2 separate regions of the Homo sapiens genome follow, and region 2 is linked to region 1. Evidence: chromatin loops called from intact Hi-C (ENCODE). Cell type or tissue: GM12878. All regions are shown on one strand. Links, peaks and the distances in the headings refer to the core of each region. The heading gives the core; the rest is flanking DNA.

Region 1 (8,330 bases), core at 20-8,019:
GAGTCCTGGTGACGATTCCCTTCATGACTTGATAATTGGCCAATACTTAGTAACTAAACCAGGCAAAATGCACCTATGACTGTGACTGAGTCTGGAAAGCTCTGTGCCAGGGCAGGACATGGATATGCAGTCACAGCGTGACACAGATTACTGAAGTACAAGTTGGTGTCTTGAGGAGTGCATAACTTAGAAGGCTTGGGTTCTACGTCAGGCTCACCTGTGGTAAGCTTGGGCCAGTCATTTGCTTTGTGGAATTTCAGCTTCCAGGTTTGGGAAATGGAGCTGTTAGACCTTTCCCTACTTAGCTTATAACACTGCCACTACTTCTACTACCAGCCAATCTATGTATCCATCCATCTATCCATGCATCCATCCATCCATCCATGCATCCATCCATGCATCCATCTATCCATCCATCCATCCATCCATCTATCCATCCATTCTTCCATGCATGCATCCATCCATCCATCCATGCATCCATCCATCCATGCATCCATCCATCCATCCATCCATGCATGCATCCATCCATCCATCTATCCATCGATCCACGCATCCATCCATCCATCCTCACCACCACCATCAGTATCCTCATTTCATTTTATCAGCATTTCTGGCATGGCCTATATTCAAACCAACAAAATTCCAGTCCAATAAAATAATTTGGACATGCCTAACACTTACTGTAAAGGAATTTGGCCTGAGAAAATAATGAAGAAAAACTGTATAGAGAGTAATTAATTCTCCATACATTGGATATCAAAATCTTTAATCTTGGAAGATTAAATCTTGGAAGTTCTTTTCAATGAAGTCCAAAGGTGGGTTCATGCCACTGGCTTGGGGGAGCCAGAAAAGTGTCTTGTAACTTCAGTTGCGGTGAAAGCTGCTGTGAAAGGCAGCTTCAGATTTCCCCTGATGGCGGGCAGCCCTGCCTCTGTGCCCAGCCCTATTAACTGTTGGCCTCCCAGTTGCTGAAGCCAGCCAACAACATCCCCTGCCATTTGAAGTGCTTATTGGAAAAGCAGATTTCATCTTGGCTGGAGCTCTGAGCAGTTCCTTGTGTGGGGTACTCCCCAGGGCTGTAATTGAACACAAGAAAGCGTCGGCCTACTTTTGGCATTCCTGCTTTCATCTCAAAGACACATTTAAAAATTTATATTTAAAAAATGTCAGGGAAAGGGGCCAGCATGGCTCGTGTGGCCACTGGTGCCAGAACACCCAACACAGCCGCTCCAGGAGCAAAGGCTGCGGAGGATGAGACAGGAGAATTAGGACCATACCGTGTGGCAGTGCTCCATGCCCAGCTTCCGGGAGCTTGCCTGTGTGGCCTGAACAGTGAGGTGCTTTTGAGGCTGGGCCTCTGTCTGATCTAGGCTTTGCAGAGCAGGAGTTTGAGGGTTCAGATCAGGTCCCCCTCACAGCAGTCCAATTGGGTGAGAATTTTCTAAAAGCTGGGGGAAGAGGGTAGTCCAAGACCTACTTGGACACTCACCCCAGGGTCTGGGCAGCCTGGCTAGCAGGAGATGCACTGTCTTCCCAAGCCCCACCTGTTGTGCTGCTGCGGAACGTGGTTCCAAGGGCTTCTATCTACACTGGTGACTGTGGGTGGGAGAAAACCACTGAGGAAAAAGACCTACTGCTCCTCTGGCAGGATTCTGAAAACAGTAGGTGTCTAACGGATGTATGTTAGCTTGCTCTCACATGTGAAAGGATTGCAGTTAAGCACAACGCAACCTTTTTCTACAGCTCTTAGTAAGATCTTCTCTAGGGGCCATTGTAAAGCTAAACCACGAAGCTTCATGGAGGGCTGAAATAAGATAGCATACACTCAGAAGCCTGGTCTCTTAGGGACCACCCGCTTCCCTGCACAGGGTTACTGTTGCACTGTCAGCTTGTGGCCCACTATGACCCTCTTAATCTTATTCAGGAATTTTTGTTTATAGGGAATCATCATTCTGTATGCAATTGGCTTTCCCTCTGAGTGCAGGATCCTGCACTTATTTTACACTAAGATCATTGATAGCTTGTGTTTTCTAAAAAAGAAAAAAAAATTGCATGCCTTACAACAAAGAAAATACATTCAGTAAGATTATTAAAATAGTTATCTTATTTTCAGGACCACAGGAAGAAGGAGGGAAGTAAATATACAAAACCTAAAACTGTTATTAAATTTAACTCTGAGGCTCTTGGCAGCCAAGACAAAAATAAAACAGGGAAAAGTAAGTGGATTTCTTAGGAGAGATAAAATTCACCTGGCTTTTGAGCTCTAAAAGAGATTTCCTAAGGGGCTCCTGTCAAGTGATACAACAGACCAGTGGGTTGACCCCAGTTTTATGCAAAATGGCCAAGTAGTTTTCAGCTGGATTTTTTTTTTTTTTGTCATGACCCTTAACCAGCATTTAGGGCATCGTAATGACTAGTCTGGGAAGTGAAAGTGATCTTGAGGGGTAGAATAGAATATAGGAAACTCCAAGAGAACTGATAGAATCATCTGGCCTGTTCATCATGCATTCCATACTTAAGGGTACTTTGAGTAGGATCGGGGGCAAAAAAGAAGAAAGGCTAACTGCAGAGGTATAAACATACAAGACAGGACATGTCTCAGGAATCATTAACGCTGCACCACACCACTACCCCACCCCACCCAGCAGAAAATGAATCGCCTCATGAAATCAGTGAACACCTAAGTTTTGGTGTTGGTGTTGATGTGCACGTATGTGTGTGTGTGTGGGAATGTCTGTGGGTATGAATGCAAGTCCTCTTCCCCTAGCCCAGCACAGCCCCCACCACAGAGCAAGAGAGCAAGGCTGTCAGCATCCTGAAATCAGCTCTTCTCTAGTTGATTTTGATAACCAGCCAAAAATGCAGGATCTTTTCAAGGCCTGAAGATCATTAACTCTTTGGAAGAACAACAGGAGAGTTTTTGAATGCTGGGACTGACAGCCTGTTGGTGATAGGCTTAATTACTCCAATTAAATATTCAGGAGCAGAGCCAGGCAAGCCAACAGAATTAGGGGAAGGAATCTTTGCTCCACGGCTGCAGAATTCCGTGCTAGACGGCATTGAGCTTCTCTAAGATGAACACTAGGTTCCCAGGCTCCCAAAGTCCTGACTTTTGATGGTATTTTCTCCCCTCTGGGAGGCACTGACTGTAAAAGATTTATCATTAACTGAGGACCTAGTGTGTTCCAGGGCTGTGCTAGGCCCTGGAAGTTCTGACAAACAAGTTCCCTTCTATGGAGGAAGTACAGGAATCGATTTCCCCACCCCACACTTATAATTACCAGACAGTGTAATCCCATGTGGGATAAGAATTAATAGGAAATCAAAGTTAATTCTCAAATTCTACTTTTCCCAGACTGTGGGTTTTCTTCCCTGGAACCGCAGGCCCAGTTTCTTTCTAGATCATGACTGGCACCATCACTGACCTTTGGGGTGTGGCATGACGTTGGCATATACGCTGTAAGTTTGGTTGCCACAAAGTCCCTTCTGAATTCTAATAATGGGGCCTTTCCTTCTGGGTGGAAAGTTTCTGCCATAGCTGGGGTGGGTCGAGCGTGGGCACTGAGTAGCCTCATTGGTGAGGGGTGGCTGCCCTTGCATTCTTCTGCTCAGTGGCCTGAGGATCGACCCCTGATAAGCCACTGCCCACAGCCACAGGACAGGACAAGCTTCCTGACCCATGTGGAGATGGAATCCATGCCCTATTCTCCTTTCATCGGTGCTCTAGCTAAATGAGCAGCTGACAACCCCAAACTTTATCTCACAGCGGGGACTCTCTGGCCTGTCCGAGATCTGCAAGTGGGGGGGATGGAGCTACAATCTGGGTCATGTGTTTATCTCTAGCCTTGGGGTCTCAGCCATTTCCCCCACAATACTTCAGTGTACCGCCATGCCATCAGCATCAAGAGGTGCTACAAAGAGGTTTGATTTTGTTCTTTTGCAATACACAGCAAATAATTTCTTTTCAACCCAGTTGTTCTTAATTATCTTCTGCCTCAAAACACCTGGAGGATTTTTGGTGCAGTCCCTGGTACCAGCAACAGCATCGCCTAGGAACTTGTTAGAAATGCAAATTCTGGACCCCACCCCAGGATTACTGAATCAGAAACTGGGGGTGGGAACAAGCGGTTTGGGCTTTACCGGGCCCTGCAGGTGCTTCTGGTGCAAGCTCATCTTTAAGAACCACTGAGTAAGAAGAACTCACCATGACGGGAGTTCTCGGTCAGGAGAGGCTTCCTGGGGCGTGTGCCAGAATCTCTAGAATTGAGGATGGGAGTGGCACACAGGTAGTTTGAAAAAGCCACTAAACTCATTATACTCTCTCCCCTGCCACCTTACCCCATTCTGAGAATCATTGATGTAGAAACTGATTTTGCATTGGAGGAAATGTCTCACCCAACTGCCTCCGTGTTTTGATGACTTTTTTTAAGCTTCAGAAAGTTCATTACACCATTGGGGTGACTTGTGTTTCACCTCAGATCTCCTTTCATGGTTGTATACAAAGAATTAATTTATACAAGCTGGGGCTTAAAAAGGGAGAAGTTTCCCCACAGTGGTTTTGTCTCGTTTGGCTTTTGCTGATTAGGAGTTGGTTGGGTCAAAGGTCCACCCTAGGAGCTAGAAACCCACCCTCGAACCATGTACCCCCTTGCCAGCTCCTGGGGCAGGGGTCTTCTGGCCCCAGCAAGTGCTCAGGTTAGGAGGGGCCCATGGATGGTCAGGAACGGCATGCTGCTTTGCTCATAGCCAAGCAACCGTGCGCATCTGCATGAGGATTTTTTTACAAGTTTCTTAAAGGAAACAGATGTCAGCAGCCTCTTTTTCATTGCCCGCAACAGGGAGAAGACACACCTAAGTTGTCTGAATTGCTTGCAAACAGTGGTAGATGTGGGCATTTTTTTTTCTCTAAAAAGATTATATTTGGGAAGCCACCCCCAGCATTTGAGGGGATGCTGGGCGTTTTAACAGTAAGGAGAGTTTACTTTAATCCACCTCATCTCGCTGCGATCTGCAGGTGTTCACGCTGCTTCTGCTTGCCAGGAAAACAACGAGAGGAAGGAGACTGGCTTCTTAGAAAGCATGTTTTCCTGTGGAAGCGGCCCACAAAACCTGCTTATCTGGGTGACAGGCTCCCCCTTCTCAGAAGGTGGTATTTCCCTTGTGGCTACACAGGCAGGAAGCAGGTGGCAGGGAGTGGACCCACAGCATCCCCCACAGCGGGCCCTGGGGTTGCCACCAACCGTGGCTGGGAGCTACTCTCCTTGATTGCTGAGTGGCTCTGTGGCTCTGGGGGCTGGAGTCAGCCGATGTGCTTGGCAGATCTGGAGGGTGGGGTCTCTGCTGACTGCGGCTGCTTGCTCTGGGAGTGGATCGGGGACTGATCCACTGGCCCAGCAGGAGCCTGGCTGGATCCCTCTTGCCCTGGGGGAAGGGAAGCCCGTTGTGTCAGGAAGACTCTGCCTGAACTCTGACCTTTCCCCTCACTAGAATGCAAGCCCCACAGGCAGCAGATCCTGTGGGTTTCATTCACTCAGATATCCCAAGCATCTTGAAGGGTGCCGGGCACACACTGGCTTCTCAATACATGTTTATTGACTAAATAATTGGATTCCTCTCCCATCTTCCACCCGCCAGCCTCCTCTTAAACATGACAAAGAATCCAAGGACTTGTGCTGGGGCTGTCAGCTGCTATTCTGGTGCCCTGGGGACGAAGAAGGGATCTGGAGGGAAGACTGTCACCCTCTTGCGAATGTTTCCAAGAAGCAGCTCAGCATGGGAGAGAAAAGGGGAGATCCCAGTTCCAGGAACACCTGGCCAGTGTTTCACCTGTTTATCGGAGTTGACAGGACCAGCCAGCCCTTTCCCACCTCTCCCCATCATGATGGATGGGAGCCTGGCCTTTGAGGTAAGAACAGATGGGGTTACAGACACTGGCCTTTGAAGACATCTGGAGCGACTGCTTCTCTGGCAGTTCACTTTTAAACCGGCACTTCACCCAGAAGTTGAAGGACCATCTGACAGATGCATAAGGGGTTTGGTGTTGAAGAGAGTTGGGCTAGAGAGTGTCGCAGAGCCCCGGGACTCCTGCGGGTTTAGGATTCTGGCTGAGGGAAGTGTGGCAGGGGCTCCCCACTCACAGGCTCCAGGCTGTGTGATCCGTGGCTGAGGACCCAGACCCTTAGACTTCAGGCACCCTGCAGGGGGTCCCATTTCAGGCAGGACTTTGCCTCCACAGCCCCACAGCTCTGCCTTGGACCAGAAGATTCCAAACAATTTAAACTACTAGTCATACTGATAGAATACTAGTAGTTTGCAAAGAAAAATATTCCCTGGGCCTTGAGGAAGCAGTTGAATTGTGATGGTGCCTATGAACATCCTAGGGCCATGTGTTGTCATTTTCAAGCTTCCCCTCTGCCTAGAGGTGACAACCCTGGTCCCGTGGTGCCCTCCTTAGTGAGCTTGGCAACAAATATGACAACATGAGGGTCACTAGGAAAGAGAAAAAGAGCAAAGAATAGATACAAATGTGATAGGGTACCCTGGTCTTCAATTAGAGAAAGCTGGTCATTTTACAAGAAGCCCTAAGCCTAGCCTCTTCTAAGCTCGGTGAGAGAGGCAAGAGCAGGAAAGAGACTGGCCAGAGGTCGCCCAGGGACCCAAGGAAGCCCTGAGATTTGATGGCTATAAATATAAGTGTATGAATCAGAATAGCACCGGGCAGGCTAGGCATGGTGGCTCACGCCTGTAATCCCAGCATTTTTGGAGGTGGAGGTGGGTGGATCACTTGAGCACAGGAATTCGATAACAGCCTGGGCAACATGGCAAAGCCCTGTCTCTACAAAAAGTACAAAAATTAGCTGGGTGTGGTGGTGCACACCTGTAGTCCCAGCTGCTCAGGAAGCTGAGGTGGGAGGATTGCCTGAACCCAGGAAGTCGAGGCTGCAGTGGTTGGTGATTGCGCCACTGCACTCCAGGCTGAGCAACAGAGTGAGACCACATCTCAAAAAAAAAAAAAAAAAAAAAGCACTGGGCATCTGGCCTGTGCCCATTTAGGGTGAGGTCCTGTGGTTTCAGGTACTGTGATAATCTGCCCATTTTGCCATTCATTAGCTCATCATCCAATATATGCCTTTTGAACACCTAGTACATCCCTAGCACTGTGCTCACACAGCGGGGCGATGGCGAACAAGAGACAAGGTTCCTGTCCTCATGGAGCTTACAGTCCCGCTTGCCTTACACGGACTCGCTGAGCCTTCTTCTCGGGTGATGCCTCAGCTTCCTACTTCACGAAGAAGATAAAAGCAATCAGAAGAGATGCTCACGAGCATCTGTCCCCACCTCACCCGCTGCCTCACCGCATGCCCGCGTTTTGTGTCTGTCCCTCTCCTGTTCTGTGGATGAACTTTTCACGCCATGGCTCAGGCCAGCCCCTCCCCCTGCAACATTCATCCCATGCCCTCCTGGCTGCTCAAGGACATCGCTCCAGTGTCTCCCTTCTGTCCCTTGCACCATCAATCTTTCCCTCTCTATGGGGTCTCTCCTAGCAGCATGCTACCATGTTGCCATCTCTCCCATGTAAAGATACCTTGTCTTGACCCCACTTCCTCCCCCAGGAGAATGGCCCCAGTTCTTACCACTTCCAAAATGATTGTCTGGACTCATCATCTCCAAATTCTCTCCTCCCATTCTCCCTTGAATCCACCCCAATCACACTGTCATCCCTGACACTGTTCTTGTCAAGGTCACCAATGTCCTCATTTTGCTAAATGCAGTGGACATTTCTTGGTCCTCATCTTGCCTGGCTGTCAGCATCATTTGACATGGCTGGTTCCTCCCTCCACGTTGAACACTTTCTTCACATCCACCTGCTTTCCTTCTCCTTCTGGCCACTGCCTCTCAGACTCTTTTGCCATCTTCTCTTCAGATTCCTGCGAAGGAATGACAAAGAACATCAAGGCTCAATCCTTGGAACTCTCCATCACTCATCTTTAAATTAGACTTCTCTGCTGACTCTCAGAGTTGTGTATGCTGAGAATCCACTGCCTCTAAGACATCCTGCTTGGCAGGTAACAGACATTTCATCCTGAGCTGAGCTCCTGCCCACCCCGCCCACACACAGACCCCTTCTTGCCCACAGATTTCCCATCTCAGCCAATGGCGAGTCCAAAAATCCTTTGTGTCCCCTTTGATTCTTAGGTTCCTATCTCCCTTCGACTGAGGCATCGTTTCCAAATCAGACACTTCTCGTCACCACTATTGCCCTCCCCTTGTCCAACCCACCTTTGGCTCTTGGCTGGAGTCCGGTGAGTCTCCTAGCTGGCTCTCCCTGT
Region 2 (8,330 bases), core at 248-8,247, 120 kb after region 1:
GCACTATATGGCTGAGGCCCCCATCTCCTTACCAGCTGTCAGCTGGAGGTCACTCCCAGCTCCGCCTGTGTGCAGGGGCCTCCCACGGACTTGTGGCTCCAAGGTCTGACCACCAATCTCAGTGCTGTTCCGCGCTGGCTATATGACCTTGGACCTGAAGCTGAACCTTCCGTGCCTCAGTTTCCTCATGTCTAAGAAGGGCATAATAGGACCAGGGTACTGTAAGCACTGGATGAGGTCAACCACATTCCGTGCTGTGTGACCCCCTCCATTTTCAAAGCCGTGTGGAATCAGACTTCAAATCTCTCTGCCTTATGTCTCTGACCTCTAGACCCAGGTTTAAAAGACTCATCTGATAAAGTCAGGCCCACCTGGCTAATCCCCCTATCTTAAAGTCAACTTAGTTACATCTGTAAACTCCCTTCATAATAACACCTAGATTTAAGGTTTGATTCAATAACTGGAGAAGGTGTATGTGCAGTAGGGAATTTGGAGAGTCATCCTAGAATTCCGCCTCCCATACCTGGCATACGGGACTCTGGATGCTAAAGCTGGGACGGTCTGAGGCACACACTGGGGCAATGGGTCACCTTGTTAGTAAGCTCTGTAAGGGTAGGATTGGTTATTCTTGGTTATTCTTGGTTATTCTCTTACCCACTTTTTTTTTTTTTTGAGATGGAGTTTTGCTATTGTTGCCCAGGCTAGAGTGCAGTGGCGCGATCTTGGCTCGCTGCATCCTCCTCCTCCTGGGCTCAAGTGATTCTCCCACCTCAGCCTCCTGAGTAGCTGGGATTACAGGTGCCCACTGTCACGCCCAGCTAATTTTTGTATTTTTAATAGAGATGGGGTTTCACCATGTTGGCCAGGCTGGTCTTGAACTCCTGACCTCGTGATCCGCCCTCCTCGGCCTCTCAAAGTCCTGGGATCACAGGCGTGAGCCACCACACCCAGCCTCCTCTCCACTTCTGATCATAACCCACAACTCTGCACACACCGGGTTCTTGGTAAGATGCACTATTTGTCGGAGGACATACCTCAGCACCTTGTAGCATCAGGACAAGTGGGACATGGTGACAAATAGCATGGATGCAAGGCAGACAAAACGGGATTTAAATTCTAACTTCCTGGCTTTGTGATCTTTGACTCAACAACTGAACTAACTCTCTGAGCCTTGTAAGTTTTTTTCTTCTATAAAATCAGGACAGTAACAATACTCACCCAATAAAGTTGCTATTTTATTAGAATTAAATGAAACCATATACATTAAGCATTGGATTCAAGGTCTGGTAGACTGTAAGCACTCAGTGAAGCCAGCTGTAATATTATTACTATTGTTATTATTATTTTTTAATCTGGAGATGGAGTTTTGCTATTGTCACCAGGCTGGAGTGCAATGGCACGATCTCGGCTCACTGCAACCTCCGCCTCCCAGGTTCAGGAGATTCTCCTGCCTCAGCCTCCCAAATAGCTGGGATTACACGCATGCACCACCAGGCCCAGCTAATTTTTGTATTATTAATAGAGACTGGGTTTCCCCATGTTAGCCAGGCTGGTCTTGAACTCCTAACCTCAGATGATCCACCCGCTCCAGCCTCCCAAAGTGCTGGGATTACAGCATGAGCCACGGCGCCTGGCCAATACTATTATTATTAACCACACCAGAGCCAGTTGAGTGCTGGAAACCGGTACCGCCTGCAGTGCCATCTCTGGGGCAAGAGGCAGGGAAAGGGCTGGTTGCTCATTCATCGCGCCTCAGCGCTTTGAGAAAAAGAAGGGTTTTCCTGCAGTGACGTCCTGACCAACCTAGGTAACTGAGCTCTACTTTGAAAATTCCTCTGGTAATTTAGTGCAAGAAACACATCTTCCTTCAATTTAAAACTTTTGGGTGGTATAGCAGTACAGATGTTAAATATTTTCTGTGTATGACTCCAGAGGGTAGGGGATGGGTCGCTAATTCTGAATCCTTTGAACATCTTAGGGTCTCTCTGGATGAAAGGTGCATGTTGAATGTGGCATTTTATGAAATTAAAAGAAAATAATTTTTTACTAAAACAGCTGTGGGATCTCTGCAGACCAGAGGGATGTCTCGAAGCAGTCTGTGTACCTCAGAGCACAGGGCCTTTTGGAAAACATCTGGAAACTGCACATCCAACTTCATACACAGCAAATCAAGTATGAAGTTGTTTATTGAGGAATTCCTCAATTTCAGGGCATTTCATTGCAAAAAAAAAAAAGAAGGCCTTCTTCTAGTGCAAACTTGTGCCATCAAAAGTGTACTAGCAGGGTTTTATTGTTTCAATTAAAATAATTTCAACTTGAAATGATTCTTTACAAAACAAGGCACAGACACAAACAAAAGACCTCCAAACTTCCCCTTCTCCTCTTCCTCCTCCTAAAGTACACAGCTTTAGCCTTAAAGCAGGATTTACTGCCTTTGTCCGGAATCCAGCCAACCAGGTGGTCACACAATCAGCAAACCAATAACAATTACAGACATTACAATTTTCTACTTGGCTGCCATAAACAAACACTGAGCAATGGGGCAGAGAACGCCTGGAACATCAGCAACTTGAATAGAAAAGGAAGACAAACAGAACCGTGTCCCAGGATTGAGACCAGGCCTCAGGCAGCTCTAGAGCTAAAAACAAAGCAGTGGCGGCTTCTTCCTCTCCTCCTCCTCCTCCCTTCAACACAAGTGTTCCAATGAAGGATCTCCTACTACCTAAGCTTAGTGGAGCTTAGCAAACTGTAACAGGTCCAAACAGGGACTATTGTGACCTCCACAATAAATCACTTTAGGGAATTGTCAGGGAGATAGACTTCCCTCACTCTCTGCCCCTGTTACCCTTCCTGTAGAAATTTAAGGAGTTAAAGTTGAGGGGAAATTAAAGGGAAAAAAAAGGCCTTTTTCATTTCATTTATTTATGTAGATAGTATTTCCTATCAGGAGTGTTACTTTTTGAAATATTTCTGAAATCTCTGAGCCGCGCTGCCCTCCTTTTACACGTCATTTCAAAGAAAGCTCTATCCCCAAATGACTTTGATGTAATTTATAGTTATATCTTTTTTTAGTGATTGTCCCCGGCTTTCCTGGGCCAGAAAGGGCTGCAGAGGTCATTTAAGTCCAGGGATTACTTAATGGCTGGTTATCAGCAGCAGCCTGGAGGTTCCTGGACCTATGGAATCAGAATCAGGAGGTTGACCCAGAAAATGTACTTAACTGTCCCCACCTCCTTCTCCTGCTTGGTGAATCTCTTATAGCACATTGATGCGTCTATATCTGGGAACCAAAGGGGGTCTACATTATATTATCTATATCATCCCTAATTTATAGATATGAAAACTGAGCTCCAGAAAGAGGATGTCATCTGCCCAAGGTCACCCAATAAATTAGTGGAAGGGGCCTCCTGACTCCCAGTTCAAGACTAGTCAGTGCAAACTTGTGCCATCAAAACTATACCAGTGGGGTTTTATTGTTTTAATTAAAAATAATTTCAACTTGAAACGATTCTTTACAAAACAAGGCATAGACACAAATGCACGGGCTTTCCCCTGAAAAGGTCTCCTCTTTGGCCCACTGAGGGACTGGGACAATTCCTAGCCACGGGGTGAAAGCAGTTCCACCTCACGGGCTGCTGATCATGGTGATTCTGACTCCAGGGCCCAGGAGTGGTCCCTAGTGATGGGAATGCCAGCACACTTTGAATTTACAGGGAAGTTGCCTCTTCTAGTGACCACATTCACAGTTCAGTGGCCTCACTTGGAAGAAACTCTGTTCCTTGCCCAACTTGCTCCATCTGGCTCAGTCCTCCAGGCCATGTCTTTTGTCTAAGACCCATTGTTATACCTAAATTTGAGATTCAAGGTAGCAATGATATCATTACTGGTGGGCTTTTTCTTCTTTCTTTTAAAGAAAAGATAGCAGTTATTTCCTTTAGCCACTAACCTTTATAATATTTTTATTCCCTGGAACTTAATGAGCATCTATAGAGCCAAGCTGTGGAGTTGTGAGGCTCGATGCAAACACCACCTCTGCACAGGAAACACCTCCTGTTCCTCTAGCTAGGGCACCTGTTGGGAGCATCAGCTGAGGGCAGGTATATCTCTTAGACTTATGCCTCTTTCCTCACTAAAAAAGAAAGAAAACAGGCCAGGCACTGTGGCTCACGCCTGTAATCTCAGCACTTTGGGAGGCCAAGGCGGGAGGATCACTTGAGGTCAGGAGTTTGAGACCAGCCTGACCAACACGGTAAAACATCATCTCTACGAAAAGCATAAAAATTTGCCCAGTGTGGTGGTGGGTGCCTGTAATCCCAGCTACTCGGGAGGCTGAGGCAGGACAATTGCTTGAACCCGGGAGGTGGAGGTTGCAGTGAGCTGAGATCGTGCCACCGCACTTCAGCCTGGGTGACAGAGCAAGACTGTCTCAAACAAACAAACAAACAAACAAAAAAGAAAGAAAACAGTTGTTGCTCAATCTGTGATCATTCTCTAGGTTTGTCGCTGTAGTCTGCAGTGGGGGAGGAGAACAGTTTTCGACTCTAAAATTCACATAGAATAGTTTGTTCATAATTTAAAAAAACAATGACTCTACTTAGTACTGTTTCCTGTTTCTTCTCTTCTTCCCTTCTCTTTTTTCTCTTCTTTTTTTCCTTTTCTTTCCTTTCTCCTTCTCAGCTTTTTTGTTTTTTCTCATCCTGCATGTTGTTGTTCTCCCCCTTCTTCTCACCAATATCATCATCATCATTTCCTAACTCCGCATCCTGACGCATGCGAGGAGGACGAGGAAGAGAAGGGGGGAGCAGGAGGAAGAAGAAGAGCAGGGGGAGGAGGAGGAAGGAAGAGCAGAAGGAGGAGGGAGAGGAGGAGGAAGAAGAAGAGCAGAAGTAGGAGGGGAAGTTGGTGAATTAATGAATACAAGAGTGTAATTATATGACTGTCACAGCTCAGGTTAGGCCCCTGGCTGGAGATCTGGGATGGTGTAATCCACGACTTACATTGCTTATGCAGTGGGCTCTTTCCCGGAATTCCCTCCTGCCACATTCCATTTGATGTGGGGAAGCTAAGTGAATATTACAGCGCATTTTGAGAAGACAGTGAATTAGGTGGTCTCAGTGTTGAGCGAAAATTCTCTTTTCCCTCTCTGATCACACAATCTCAGGAACTGTTTTTTATTCCTACACTAAATGGATCTCAGCTGCAGTTTAAGAGGCCTGAACATACCTGTAGCAGCTAAAAGAAAGCCCACCAACTTCTACCTCAAACCAATTCTTTATCCCAGTAACTTTTTTTAAGCACCACAATTTTGTAACCTGTTGGTCATCCTCCAGTGAGTGCCGTGCCGAGCCACTTTAGAGACTGAGGCCAAAAAGGAAAATGCCCAGTCACAGTTTCTGTCTTTATGTGAATTTTTAGTATTTCATACATCATAAATGTTTGGATTCCTTTTTATTTTAAAAAATATTGCATTGAAATATTATGTATCTTGATTACTGAGTTTTTCGACATCCCCTTAAATTTTGCACCCTGGTCTTGGCTTTGTTGAAACCCCTCTCAATACTCCCAATGCAGTTTAGGTGGTGACCAAGCCCTAAGCCCTGCCGATCGCACCCTGTGACTCTCTGCCCGTCTCCCTTTCTGGTCAGCACCATAGCAACCGCCTCCTAACTTGTCTTCCTGCTTCCATCCACTCTTATTCCCCATACATCCTTTTCCCCCAGTGAGTTAAGGGTGGCTTTCTAGAACATGGTCACCATACTGGCCAGCCAAACTGGGTGGCTCCCCCATCCCCGACCCATACCCATCCACTCTGCCCCTTCCGCCTTGGGGAGCAGCCTTGGAATCTGGGTGGGATTGACCTCATCAGCAGCTCTAGGGGAGGGCCCTGGGAGGTGTAAACCTCAGCAATGAGCTCAGGAGGGCTCCAATCCCACTGCGGCCCAGGATGTCTCTGAATAGCTGTAGGAGAGAAGATCTCTCCCGCTCACTCTGAGCTGGGCTGTGTGTGGATGACAGGCCTGGAACCACCATAGATGAGAGAGGTCAACAAAGGATGCAGGTGGCACACAGAGGAGAGGAGAGCTAAGAGAATAACCAACACAGCAGAGGACTGATGGAACGGAACCCGAAACCCCCTCTCTTCTGGACTTCTCCATTCACTAAGCCAGTGAATTGCTGGGTCACTGAAGGCTGTTGGTGCAGTCTTCCGTGGATAGACTATTATTTAACCAGCCTTCATTTTTGGGCTGTAAGCTTATTTCTGTTGTTGCTTCCTTATTTGTTATTAAACTGCTGCAATAAAAATTGTTGTACAGCTTTTGCATATGTAAATATTCGTAGAAAAACTGATGGGAAGTGGAATTCCTGGGCTGAAGGGTGTGCATAGTTTGAAAATTCATAGAAACTGCCAAATTATACTCTCAAAGGACAAACCACCACTAAGAGAGTTTGAGGGTGCTCAGCGGTGAGATAATACACATATCGGGCAATGTCTGCAGATCAGTGCAGAAGTTAGCCGTCAGCCTGAGGTGCTGAAGTAGGGTCCAAGGAGGTCCTGCTGGGCCATGTGTTAATTTTTTTTTTTTTTTTTGAGACGGAGTCTCGCTCTGTCACCCAGGCTGCAGTGCAGTGGCTAGATCTCGGCTCACTGCAAGCTCCGCCTCCCGGGTTCACGCCATTCTCCTGCCTCAGCCTCCTGAGTAGCTGGGACTACAGGCGCCTGCCACCACGCCTGGCTAATTTTTTGTATTTTTAGTAGAGACGGGGTTTCACCATGTTGGCCAGGATGGTCTCAATCTCCTGACCTTGTGATCCGCCTGCCTTGGCCTCCCAAAGTGCTGGGATTACAGGCGTGAGCCACCGCGTCCCGCCCCCAGGTGTTAGTCTTTAATAGCTGGTGGGTGAGGAGTCAGGGGTCCCAAGGGAGAGACCAAGGTGGCCAGGTCAGCAGGACGCACTGTGAGAGTTCAGGGCAGTAGCTGTTTACCAGCTGTCATGGAAGCACTTCAGTGCATTGATCTATTTTCTTCTTCCCACACCAGCAGAGGAATATGGTTCAAAATGATATGCAGCTTCCTATAGCTGTCTAGTAAGCTGTAAGTAAGTAAACAAGATTCCCTTTATTGTTCTTTTCCAAAATTCTCTTGGTTGTATTTTTAAATTTTCTCTCTCAGATAAAGTGTGTGCAAAGGCTTAGCTCTGGTTTCTAGATGGCTGGTCTCACTTTCTGCTGGAGAAGGAATATATCATTTCTTCCCGAGACAGCTCTTTGACCAGGTCTGCCAGCCATTCTTTAGGTTGTTTTTTTTCTCTTCTTCTTTTTTTTTTTTGGGGGGGGTGGGGGGGCTCTTGCTCTGTCACCCAGACTGGTATGCAGTGGCACGATCATAGCTCACTGCCTCGAACTCCTGGGGTCTATCAACCCTCTCTTTGGGACATTTTTCTAAATTAACTACTTAAACCCAAAATAAAGTGACTATGTGGAATAAAAGTCTGAGAGAATATGGCGCTAGGAGAAAATGATGGCTGGAAAGAGGAAACTCTCAACCTGCTGTATATTCCATTTTACAGAGGATCCAGCGATGTGAAGGGATGTGGGGAAGGGCATACTGAGCCTGGGTGGCAGATCGGGTGAAGGGATGTGGGGAAGGGCATACTGAGCCTGGGTGGCAGATCGGGTGAAGGGATATGGGGAAGGGCATACTGAGCCTGGGTGGCAGATCGGGAAACAAAGGTCAGGGCTGCCAACTACCCACCCAGAGCTGCTTCCCCCATGCTCGCCTGCTCCAGGCCAGGCAACCTCAGTGTTGCAGTTGCTTTTGTGGATGGATCCAGCCTTTGACATCTTTCAGGGCACACTTATGCCAACGATTTCCTATTTCCTGCCTGCTCGCAAAACTACTAAAGGGAGATGAAGTGGCGTTAGAAATGTGCGTGAATTTTTGCAGCCAGCGTCCTAAGCACTCCTGGAGGGGCTGTTCTTCTGAAGAGCATCCCCCTTCCCCTGCTGTATTTTCTTCATACCACATATCATCATCTGAAATATTATTTATTCATACCACATACCATCATCTGAAATATTATTTATTATGGTTATTTAATGTGCACCCCCTCCCCTGAGGAGTTCCGTTAGGGCAGGGACTTGGTTTTGTTTGTGACTGTATCCCTCCATGCCTGGAACAATGCCTGGCACACAGTAGCTTCTCCATGAATGTTTGCTGAGTGACTGGATGCATTGGATCCTCTCGTGGGTTTGTAGCCTGTTTCTCCAGGGAGATGAGGAAGTTGGCGCCACTGAATGCCAAAGCCTTTTTTGTAGGTGCCAATCAGGA

What was found. Peaks named below come from ENCODE experiments on the same cell type or tissue, not always from the same donor. Only the 100,000 strongest peaks of a DNase experiment are listed, where the experiment ranks them.
Region 2: a loop joins it to region 1, with 2.3 times the contacts of the local background. A loop is called at or near these places in 3 of 110 quality-filtered maps.

What each region holds. Positions count from the first base shown.
Region 1 is chr3:194,303,332-194,311,661 of GRCh38, reverse strand. LINC00887 (long intergenic non-protein coding RNA 887) reads left to right here. Exons shown (of 3, transcript NR_024480.1): 2 at 5,635-5,905; 3 at 7,925-8,330. Among named protein-coding and RNA genes, the nearest start is that of LINC00887, 5.3 kb to the left of the region's middle. RefSeq lists enhancers at 2,248-2,297, 3,851-4,000, 4,511-4,750. In GM12878, for the core only: no CTCF peak of the experiment used is centred there; DNase peaks (open chromatin) are centred at 2,551, 4,241, 4,781 and 5,151; H3K4me3 peaks cover 964 bases; H3K27ac peaks cover 3,567 bases.
Region 2 is chr3:194,178,820-194,187,149 of GRCh38, reverse strand. No RefSeq gene overlaps it. Among named protein-coding and RNA genes, the nearest start is that of HES1, 47 kb to the right of the region's middle. In GM12878, for the core only: no CTCF peak of the experiment used is centred there; no DNase peak of the experiment used is centred there.